Regions from separate parts of the Homo sapiens genome. Here region 1 is linked to region 2. Evidence: read pairs that join two places in POLR2A ChIA-PET (ENCODE). Cell type or tissue: K562. All regions are shown on one strand. Each heading gives the region's core, and the rest is flanking DNA. Links, peaks and the distances in the headings are about the cores only.

What was found. Peaks named below come from ENCODE experiments on the same cell type or tissue, not always from the same donor. Only the 100,000 strongest peaks of a DNase experiment are listed, where the experiment ranks them.
Region 1: POLR2A ChIA-PET joins it to region 2 with 5 read pairs; 2 of 35 experiments call an interaction of 5 or more read pairs at or near these places.

The regions. Positions count from the first base shown.
Region 1 is chr1:203,708,940-203,714,315 of GRCh38, forward strand. It overlaps ATP2B4 (ATPase plasma membrane Ca2+ transporting 4), which reads left to right. Exons shown (of 21, transcript NM_001684.5): 11 at 362-603; 12 at 1,938-2,169; 13 at 3,021-3,200; 14 at 4,226-4,313; 15 at 5,232-5,338. Among named protein-coding and RNA genes, the nearest start is that of SNORA77, 18 kb to the right of the region's middle. In K562, for the core only: no CTCF peak of the experiment used is centred there; a DNase peak (open chromatin) is centred at 2,525.
Region 2 is chr1:203,378,809-203,384,184 of GRCh38, forward strand. LOC102723529 (a long non-coding RNA gene) reads left to right here. Exons shown (of 7, transcript XR_922438.3): 5 at 1,095-1,262. Among named protein-coding and RNA genes, the nearest start is that of BMNCR, 26 kb to the right of the region's middle. In K562, for the core only: no CTCF peak of the experiment used is centred there; no DNase peak of the experiment used is centred there; H3K27me3 peaks cover 1,564 bases.

The sequences.
Region 1 (5,376 bases), core at 168-5,167, 330 kb after region 2:
TGAGGTCAGGAGTTCAAGACCAGCCTGGCCAACATGGTGAAACCCGGTCTCTACTAAAAATACAAAAATTAGCTAGGCATGGTGGCAGGTACCTGTAGTCCCTGCTACTCAGGAGGCTGAGGCAGAAGAATCACTTGAACCTGGGAGGTGGAGGTTGCAGTGAGCCAAGGTCGTGCCACTGCACTCCAGGCTGGGCAACAGAGCGAGACTCCATCTCCAAAAAAGAAAAAAAAAAATGTTATTTCCCCTATGAGCTCCAGGTATATAATGTGAAGGCTTTGTAAATGAGTTCTTTCTCCCTAAGTTCTCTGCCTTGTCAAGGCATCTTACTCAATAGTGCTGTGTATATTTCTTCTCCCAGCCTCCAGAGAAGGAGGGAGGCCTGCCTCGGCAGGTGGGCAACAAGACCGAGTGTGCTCTGCTAGGCTTTGTCACAGATCTGAAGCAGGATTATCAGGCTGTGCGTAATGAAGTGCCCGAGGAGAAGCTCTACAAGGTGTACACCTTTAACTCAGTGCGCAAGTCAATGAGCACCGTCATCAGGAATCCCAACGGTGGCTTCCGTATGTACAGCAAGGGCGCCTCTGAGATCATCTTGCGCAAGTGAGCACCCCCGACCACTCTGCTTCCCTTCAAGATCCTCTCCTCAGGAAGGCATGGGTGCACACCCCACACTGAACCCATGTGAATGAGGGAGCCCTCCAGCCAGGTGGTGACATAATAACTAATATCCAAGCGTCTACTCAGGCCACGCATGTTTTTTAAGTGCTTAAGGTGGCTTGTTGTATTTAATCCTCACAACTCAGTAAGGTGGGTACTATGATTATCCCTGTTTTACAGATGAGAAAACAGAGATATAAGGAAGTTAAGTATCTCACTCAAGGTGATACAGCTAATAGTGGCACAGCCAGGATTCAGACCTGGACGATCCTAAGTTTCCATTTCCTAATCTGAAAACAGAGATAGCCATACTCAGCTCCTAAAAGTACTACCCCCTCACTGTAACTAAATGATTCAATGTATGTAAAATGCCTTATACATAACAAGTACTAGAAACGTTTGTTCTGTGTTCTCTTTTCCTTCTCTTTCCTTCCCATTCCCATTTCTGATTACAGGGAATTTACATAACTTTAAAAGTGACTATTCGGCCAGGCGCAGTGGCTCACGCCTGTAATCCCAGCACTTTGGGAGGCCGAGGCAGGCAGAACACGAGGTCAGGAGTTCGAAACCAGCCCGACCAACATGGTGAAACCCTGTCTCTACTAAAAAAAAATACAAAAATTAGCCAGGCATGGTGGTGCGTGCCTGTAATCCCAGCTACTCAGGAGGCTGAGGCAGGAGAATCGCTTGAACCCAGAAGGCAGAGGTTGCAGTGAGCTGAGATCGCACCACTGCACTCCAGCCTGGGTGACAGAGTGAGACTCCATTACAAAAAAAAAAAAGTGACTATTAATAAATTACCCATAGTTCATCAAAAGTTGGCACTATACCTAAGTAGGGCTGAATTAACCAGTGCTCCAACATGGCTTTAGCCACCTTCTTTTAATCAGCACATTCTTGTATAGGAAACCTCCCCCAAACCACCAGCACCACACAGTGAGCACTATTCTAAATACTCGGATTGAAAAAGTCTCTCTGCCTTCAAGAAGTTCAAAAGAGCAGGTGATTCACAAATGACTTGCATTGCATTCACATATGGGTAAGAACAGATGACATGGGAGAATCCCACTCTCTATATATCTAGACCTTAACTCCATCCACAGCCCACCTACCTTGGAAAGAGGGACTCAGCTGGGTGATGAATGAAGGAAATGTTTGGCCACACTTGGAGCAATGTCTTTAGGAATAATACAGAGTTGCCAAAATACCTGTCAATGATTGTAGAAACGTATTGAGTGGGAAGGGAGACACCGCGTTCTTACTGTGCGCCTCCCCAGGTGTAATCGAATCCTGGACCGGAAAGGGGAAGCAGTGCCATTCAAGAATAAAGACAGAGATGATATGGTACGCACTGTCATCGAGCCCATGGCCTGTGATGGACTCCGGACTATCTGCATAGCTTACCGGGACTTCGATGACACAGAGCCCTCTTGGGACAATGAGAATGAGATCCTCACCGAACTGACCTGTATCGCGGTGGTGGGCATTGAGGACCCTGTGCGCCCAGAGGTGAGAGGGTGGGAAGCCACCCAGGAGTCTCAGGAAGTGGGGTACTAGTTCCCTTTCTAGTTGTGACCCCAGGCAGGTAACCTAACTGCCTCTCACTTAGAGGGATAGAAGTTTCTGTGCTTCCTGCTTCACAGGACTGCTGTGGAGTGCCAGTATGATCGAATGTGGCATTCCTAGGACTAATGCTGTCTGAGTGTTGAGAAGCAAAGGGCTTATTGGGCTCATTATTTGGTACTTAAGTGTTGTCAGGAGGTCAATTTAGCCAGGACACCAACTTTGTCTTTAGCTCCCTCCTTTCAATCAACACATTCTTTTTGAGTACCTGCTGTGTGCTGATAACTATTCTAGACACTAGGGGATTGAAAAGTCTCTGCTTCTAAGAAGTTTAGACAGATGGACTATTAATTCTCAAGGCCCAGAGGCATGAGAGGGTGTCATGCATGTGGGAAATTACAAAGAGCTGATATGGTTGGAACATGGGCCAGGTGGGTGGAGAGTGGCAAAAGCTTCTGCTAGAAAAGAAAGCACTGGCCAAATCGCAAAATGCCATTCATGCCCTGCCGAGAAGTCTCAATTGTAAGTGAAAGAGCAAGTTTTTACACCTCACTCCCAAAGCAAATTTCCCCTTCAACTCATGGTACAATAGGGCAAATTCAAATGTGACTGCCGTGGGTAGGACAGAAGTGAGGTGGCACCCAACAGTATCAAAATGACCAGACCTAGCCCATGCTGCATGGCACCACTTCTAGGGTGCCTTTCTCCTGTCTGCCACAAAGGGACAGACAAACAGGGACAGCTTACCAGGGTCATCACCCTCATCTGCGCCTTTCCCCTTTCTTCACTCTCCATAGGTGCCAGATGCTATTGCCAAATGCAAACAAGCTGGCATTACTGTCAGAATGGTGACAGGTGACAACATCAACACAGCCCGGGCCATTGCCACCAAATGTGGCATTCTGACACCTGGGGATGACTTCCTGTGCTTAGAAGGCAAAGAATTCAACCGGCTCATCCGCAACGAGAAAGGCGAGGTGGGTCCTGGCTAGGGGGAACCAGGACCTCACCTGACAAGGAAAAGGCGGGTTCTAGCATAAGGCATCTGGGTCATGTGCGGGAAGGTGGGTGGTTTCTAAAGTGAAAGCTATTCGTAGTGAAACATCTCCTTGTACCAAACTGCTGATATGGTAACATTGGGAGTTGCCGGCTGGGCGCGGTAGCTTACTCCTGTAATTCCAGCACTTTGGGAGGCCACGGCGGGTGGATCACAAGGTCAAGAGATAGAGACCATCCTGGCCAACATGGTGAAACCCCGTCTCTACCAAAAATACAAAAATTAGCTGGGCATGGTGGCGTGCACCTGTAGTCCCAGCTACTGGGGAGGCTGAGGCAGGAGAATCACTTGAACCTGGGAGGCGGAGGGTGCAGTGAGCCAAGATCATGCCACTGCACTCCAGCCTGGGCAACAGAGCAAGACTCCGTCTCAAAAAAGAAAAAAAAAAGAGGGGGGGAGTTGCTTGTGAATGAAGCTTGCTAGCTTCATTCACAAGCTATCTTTTGAGACAGTGTCACTAACTTTTCTTGTCTTTCTGCTTTTTCAGTTTTTTATACTGACTTCCCCCTAGCCCACCCCTCCTGTGTCCCTGCCCTTTGGCTAACAGTGGCTAAAGGAGAATGTGGTCTGGCGGTGGCACAGATCCAAGCTTTCCTGAGCTACATAGAAATCAAACCTAAGACCTCAGAAGCACCACTTTACCCACCCGAGCCAACAGCCAACCCTGGCCCACCTCCCATTAAAGGTCTGGGAAATGGGGGATTGGCTGCCAGGTAGGGACTTGGGAGGAAAAAGAAAAAAAGCAGGGCCTGAATGGTCATCATCCATGAATCTACCCTTGGAGACTGGTTGGCTGTTTCATCTCTGCTTAATCCAGAATAACACTTTCATGTGGGACTGTGGTGTACCCAATCTCCCAGTGACTCCAAGTGTATGGAGAAGTTAAGATTTTCCTGGATAGCTTTTCTGCATTTGACTGATCCAGGTGTGGTCTGGTGTTGGCAGGTAGAGCAAGAAAAGCTGGACAAGATCTGGCCTAAGCTTCGGGTCCTGGCGCGATCTTCTCCCACTGACAAGCACACCCTGGTGAAAGGTGAGGTTGGCTTCCAAATAGGTGCCTGCAACAGCTGAAGGCAGGCCAGGGCGAGGACAGATAAGAACCACCAGCCAAAGCCACTCTCCTGTCCAAATAGGGAGGTCCTAGGAGAGCTCCCAGGCTAGTGGGGAGAACATACAGTTAGCAAACATCTGAGCCCTTGGTGAGTATGACACACAATAAAGTTGTTGGGTTTTTATTTTTTTTATTTTTTGTTTTTATTTTTGGAGACCGAGTCTTGCTCTGTCACCCAGGCAGGAGTGGAGTGGTGCAATCTCAGCTCACTGCAACCTCCGCCTCGTGAGTTCAAGTGATTCTCCTGCCTCAGCCTCCCGAGTAGCTGGGACTACAGGCGCATGCCACCATGCCTGATTAATTTTTGTATTCTTAGTAGAGACAAGGTTTCACCATGTTGACCAGGCTGGTCTCGAACTCCTGACCCCAGGTGATCCGCCCACCTCGGCCTCCCAAAGTGTTGGGATTAGAGCCGTGAGCCACCGCACCTGGCAATTGCATGGGTTCTTAAAAACATGATCATGTCTTATTTACCAATAGTACTGTGAACTAGGCAGGGCAGGTATTCCCATTTTACAAATGAGGAAGTTTGAGGCTGAGAAGACAAGTAACTTACCCAAATTACCCAGCTGGTACGTGGAAATGGTGCAGTTTGACCCCTAGGTCTCTGCCTTGAAATCCATCCTATGTGTTCTTCATAGCTGTCTTAGGGTACCGGATGAGGACAAACTTAGTTCAGTGCTACTCATGAAACAACTTACTGCCCTTAGGTGGTTCCTGTAGAACTTCTAGGAAAGGGAAAAGGGAAGGAAAGAAGAAAGTAGAAGGAGTGGCGGGTGGTAGGAACTGAAGGGTGGGGGAGACCAGAAAAGCTCACTGTGGTGTGTCTGTTTCTCCCAGGCATAATTGACAGCACTGTTGGGGAACACCGGCAGGTCGTGGCTGTCACTGGTGATGGCACAAATGACGGGCCTGCTCTGAAGAAAGCGGATGTTGGTTTTGCCATGGTAAGCTCAGCACAGTGTCTCTCTGATTGCAAGCTGCC
Region 2 (5,376 bases), core at 289-5,288:
TGTCCCCTTCAGAGCCCCCTCCCACACCCTTCCCCTGACAACTGAGTGATAAAATTCTGTCCCTGGATGAAGTCAACAATCCTTATCATGACAGAAAACTGCAAATATTTGGTGTTTTTCCATTGCACACAGGGCTTAAGGGAACATAGGGAATCTCAAAACAGAAATGTGTTTGGGGGTGTGTGTATGTGTGTGTGTGTTCAATCCTTTCTTCAAAATATTTCAGCTCCTCTATTTTTAGAAGATGATGACATTCTCCCAGCATTTCAACCAGGTTTTCAGAAGTCACGAGGCTCAGTCCTGCACGCACACAATCACATCTGCCTATACAAAGACACAGAGAAACATACATAGCTACTCACACATAATTCCATACACGTTTAAATGCCCAGGCATCTAGAAAATGACCCTCACATATGCCCGTCTACACACATACATGTATACCTGCATCTGGGTTCACAACAGACCACACCCTAACACATACATACACATACACACCACACTCTAACACATAATGTGAATAAATAGAAACTAGTAAATAGAGCTATTTCTGCAGTGCCCCTGGCATATACTCACATGAAGTGCATGTGCAAAGTACATCTGTGTGTGGTTAATTCACCATCAGATTTTAGGGTAGTAAAGGCAATCACCTATTTTCAGGGCATGTCAGAAATCTAGCTGAATTCCTAAACCTGCTAGATTCCCCATCTCCTTCTTCTGTCCTTGGCCCTCAAGTGAAATGACCTAACTTCAAATGGACTCAGGGGCTGGGGGGTTATTCCAGCTCAGAACAGGAGATCCTTGAACATGGACCCTTGAAAGGGCCCATGGAGGCTAGGCAATGTCTACTATGAAAAGAGAAATAAATAGCTCCACCATTGGAAACAAGTGTCCAGAAAGCTGCAAGTTTATCCTGTACTATAGCCAATGAACAACCAGGTGGTGATCACATCCCCGGGGAAGCGGGGAGGGCGATGCAGGCACACATGGGGTCCTGTTGTAGGAGAGAGACCAGAGGGCAGGAAGGGAGGAAAATCTGAATCCATAAGCTTTCTCTTTATGCAAACCAGACTCATAAGTTTTATTTATTTCAGCTGGAACTCGGAGCACAGCTGCCTTATTTACTTACCTACTGGCTGCATTTCTGAGAACCAGTTTTATTCCTGTTCAAAGGAAGCCAGGCAGAGTTGGGAAAATATTTTCCTAGCCAGCTCCTTAGCACCACTGTCTGAGGGAAACCATCTGGCCAAGATGCCCTTCAAGTGAGTAAATGCAGTATTGCCCTCTCCCTGCACAGGGGAGGGGGCATGCACCAGACAGGGAAAATGGCAGGCTCCTGGGGTGGGCTGAAGCTGTGGTTCTTCCCACTGACCCTCCTGGGCCCCTGGAGTCCAGTGATGTGCTGGTAAAGGTTTAACAATCAGCTGTCTGGGAGGTAGGGGTGGGGCATTGCCTTGCAGTGTTTGCTGATTTCCATGGCCTGTTTGGAACTACCAAAGTGAAGTCACTGAGTGTGGGGTTAGGAGGAGATGCCCAGGAGTACCCCATTTCAGAGTATTTCTACCACGTAGATGCAGTAGGGGGTATGTAACCTCAAGAGTGAAGATACTAATCAATACAGTAAAATAATTAGCAAGTGATGAGTTTTGAGTACTTATTACTTTTATTTTTAATGTGATATAATTTTAAGTTTATATAATTTATTTTCAAATGACATATGCCTTTAACAACTGGCTCTCAGAGTTCTGGAAAATTTCACTGTCAGTTCTTGCAAGGCAGGATGGGCTGGCTCCGGAGCACTGCTGCTGGAGTCCCTCTTTTACTTAGAGTCAGAGAATAAATATGCCAGTGTTAAGATCACTCCCTTTAGAAGCTCAGGGCGTATCATGGGAGATTTAGTGAGGGCTCTACTTCCTTAAGGAGATTTTGTCTTCAGAAGGCAGAATAGACACCTGCTTGGGAAAGAACAGAGGTTGAAAAACACCATGTATGGGTTTTTTTTTTTTTTTTTTTCGGTTCTACCCACCATGTGTACTTGACCAAGACAGCACAGCACACAAGTTGCAGGTTCTGCCTTGCCTGGGCAGCTCCTGACTGTATATGCTTCAGCTTATAGAGTCAAAACAACTTGGCAACATCTAGCTTTATTCCTCCGGGACCCTTGTGCTCTAAGGATAGTTCTCTGGCTGCAGTACCCTGGCATTTTCCAGGTCTCAAGCTCTAGCCTCTTTACCAGTTTAGCAGGATGGTGCTAGTGGGTCTGTGGCCATAAGATTTTCCATTATTTCCTACAGCTTGTCTAGAGGAGTTGGGATATTTCTTGTCTCCCAGAACTCTCTCATGGGAAAAATTCTTACATGAGAGACAGAACACTTTACCCAACTGGAGTCAGGGAAAGTTACACATCTGTCCTGACCTCTGAGCTTCTGAAAAATCACTGAGCTTTATCAAAAGCACACAGGTCCAGAAGTGGAAATTTATAAGACAAAAGAAAATAGGAAATGAAAGTTGGAGGGGAAACCCTCTTAGTGTTGTTGCAATGCCAAGAACTGGGGGAGGGTTTACGGCTCTAGTAGTTTGCTGAAGGATGAACAGGACATGCCAGGGACCAGAGGGTCAGAACAACAGATAATCAGAAATGAAGAGGTCAATGGGTGGGAAAGTAGGAGTGAATGGTGTTGATAGATTTGTTTCTACCATTTTAGGGTTGTTCTGTAATGGCTGCCTATAGTCACAATCACGCCCACAATTCTTCCTACTCATTAAGACCTCTGCTACCCTAGCCCTGAAATTTTCCTTCATCCCCTCCTGTCTTCACTTCCTTCCTAACCCAGTATAGATTCTATGGCCCTTCATAACCACCCCTTTGGGCATGTCCTGGTCTTCCTCCAACATACCTTCCCAGCAAAACCCTAACCTTATGTAGATCCAGCTCTCTGCTCATTCTATACCATTCCAAGAAAGCAAACGTGGCCAGAGGAAAACCGCAACCGTGTGGACTGATTCTACCCTGAATACAAGATGATGCATCTCTAACGAGGCTCAGAACTGCCTGGAAGTCCAGCTACACTTCCCTAGTCAATCCACGCCCTCAATCCCCAGCTACAGTGGACCAACAGCCCTTACTCCTATTGAGGCAGCTCCCCCACCCCCATCCCCACTTAAACATTGGATCGATCCCATCTCCTGTCTACTTGGGACCTTTGGTCCTGCTGATATCCCCTCTCCCTCTTGAAACATCACTTATTTCCTTTCTACTGAATCAAAACTCCAAATTTCTTATGACATTTAAACTTCTCCTCTCTCTCAGCCTTTGTCTGCATCAGGCCAGGAGCTGCAGTGGGGAATAATGGATGGTGATGAACTTCATCTGTTTCCCTGCTGTGTACATCTCCTCCTCCTCCCCTTCTCACTAGGCTGCCTCTTGTCCTCTGGGGCTGCTGCTCTGGGAGAGGGAGGAGATGCAAAGAGCAGGAAAGGTCTTGCTCGGCTGGTACTGTTGTAGGATAGCACAGAATTTTCTGGCCTTGGCAGGTGTTTAAAGCTGACTTTCTTCTCTTGGGTCTTACATAGGTTTCTTACACAGGGGTTGGGCTTCTCTGCTGGCAGCTTCCTTGATACTGACCCTGCCTTTCCTCCAGCTCTCCATTCATCACCCCTCCCTTAGCGCCTATGCATCCTTTAGTCCACACCATACAGACTCTTGTGGGGACCCCATTGTTCCTCCAGGCAGGCTATATGAACAGCATCCCCAGGCCACCATCCCTTGCTGGGCTCTCATCAGCATTTTGGTCCTACTGTCATGGGATTACGGCTACTTCCCAACACAACAGTCTTTACTTGGCTATGCCCAGGCAGATAACCAGCCACAGGTTCTTGCCTTCATTACCTTTGCAGGCGTGGGTCCAGCTCCAGTCGCTTATTTCTATTATGGTCGCCAAGTGGTTCCTGAAAGCCCCAATCACTTGTTTTCATGTGAAGGGCAGGCTTCTTCCTCAGAACATTTCTCCATCTTTCTCCAAGGAAATCAAGTTCTGTCTCTCTCCACTTACTCCCCACTTTCCATCTCAATCTTTAACACCTGTAAGTGCTTGATGTGCTCAGGGTTGTAAAGTGGGTTCTTCAATATCTCAGTTGTGTGTCCCTTGTAGATGGTTTAGCCCTCACTCTGGAATGTGGGCTCATTTTGCACCTATCAGTTTGCGCCAAGCCTTTGGGCTCTCCTTCAAAACTGAGGAAGAAAGAGTTGTGTATTAGCATCTTGTTTCACACATCCCTATCCACCCATGGCTATCTCCACAACCCCCAAATTTGGTTGGCTTCTTCACCAAATACTTCTCTCTAGGAATGCTCCTCCAGCACCCCTGACTCATTGAGCCCAGGCTGGAGTGTAGTGGCGTGATCTTGGCTCACTGCAGCCTCTGCCTCCCGGGTTCAAGCCATTGTCCTGCCTCAGCTTCCTGAGTAGCTGGAATTACAGGTGTGCACCACCACGCCTGGCTAATTTTTGTATTTTTAGTAGAGATGGGGTTTCACCATGTTGGCCTGGCTGGTCTTGAACTCCTGACCTCACACAATCCACCCGCCTCGGCCTCCTAAGTGCTGGAATTACAGGTGTGAGCCACTGTCCCCAGCCCTCTTCCTGACTTTAAAGTTTTCGTTGTAATTTTCTTTTCTTCTCTTCCTCTGTTTTTTTTTTAAATTAATATTTTATTTTATGATTTGTTTATGTAATAGCCAGCATGAAGGGTGGGTGCAGGGATGATGGCAGGAGGAAGAGGCCACACTGCACAGCGGAATGACAGACCTCTCCCTGCTGTCCTCCTGAGCCGCCCTGCAGTCCCACTCAGAGCTTTCTGCAGTAGGCAATCGTCTTGCTTGGGGGAAGCCAGCATCTTTTGAGCATGCTCTCTGCCATCTTTGGTGTAAGGGTTTTACTCTTCATATATGTCATCTTGGTGTTATAAAATCCAGAATGCTTTTCCTCTGAGTATCACGTCCATGTTCTGGAAGATAGAGGACGGGATGGAGTCTGTGTCAGAAAAGCACAAGCTTCCCCCATAAATTCCCAGCACTCTTCTGCTTGTGTTTCATTCACCAGAGCTGTGTGTGCATCCCTAGCTCTAAGGGAGTCTAGGAAAGTGAGAATAATAGAAAACTCCCTAACTTTGTCAAAGCCTTCCATTTTGTTTGTTTTGAGATAATCTCAAATGTATAGTGAAGTTGCAAGTATAGTACAAAAACCTTTATTCCCCCTGAACTGCTGAGAGTAAGTCACCAGCCAATGCCCCAGCACTCCTGAAAAATTTAATGTGTATGTCCTACAAACAATGGATTTGTTTGTAGGACATGCTGCATGTTGCATAGCTGCATAGC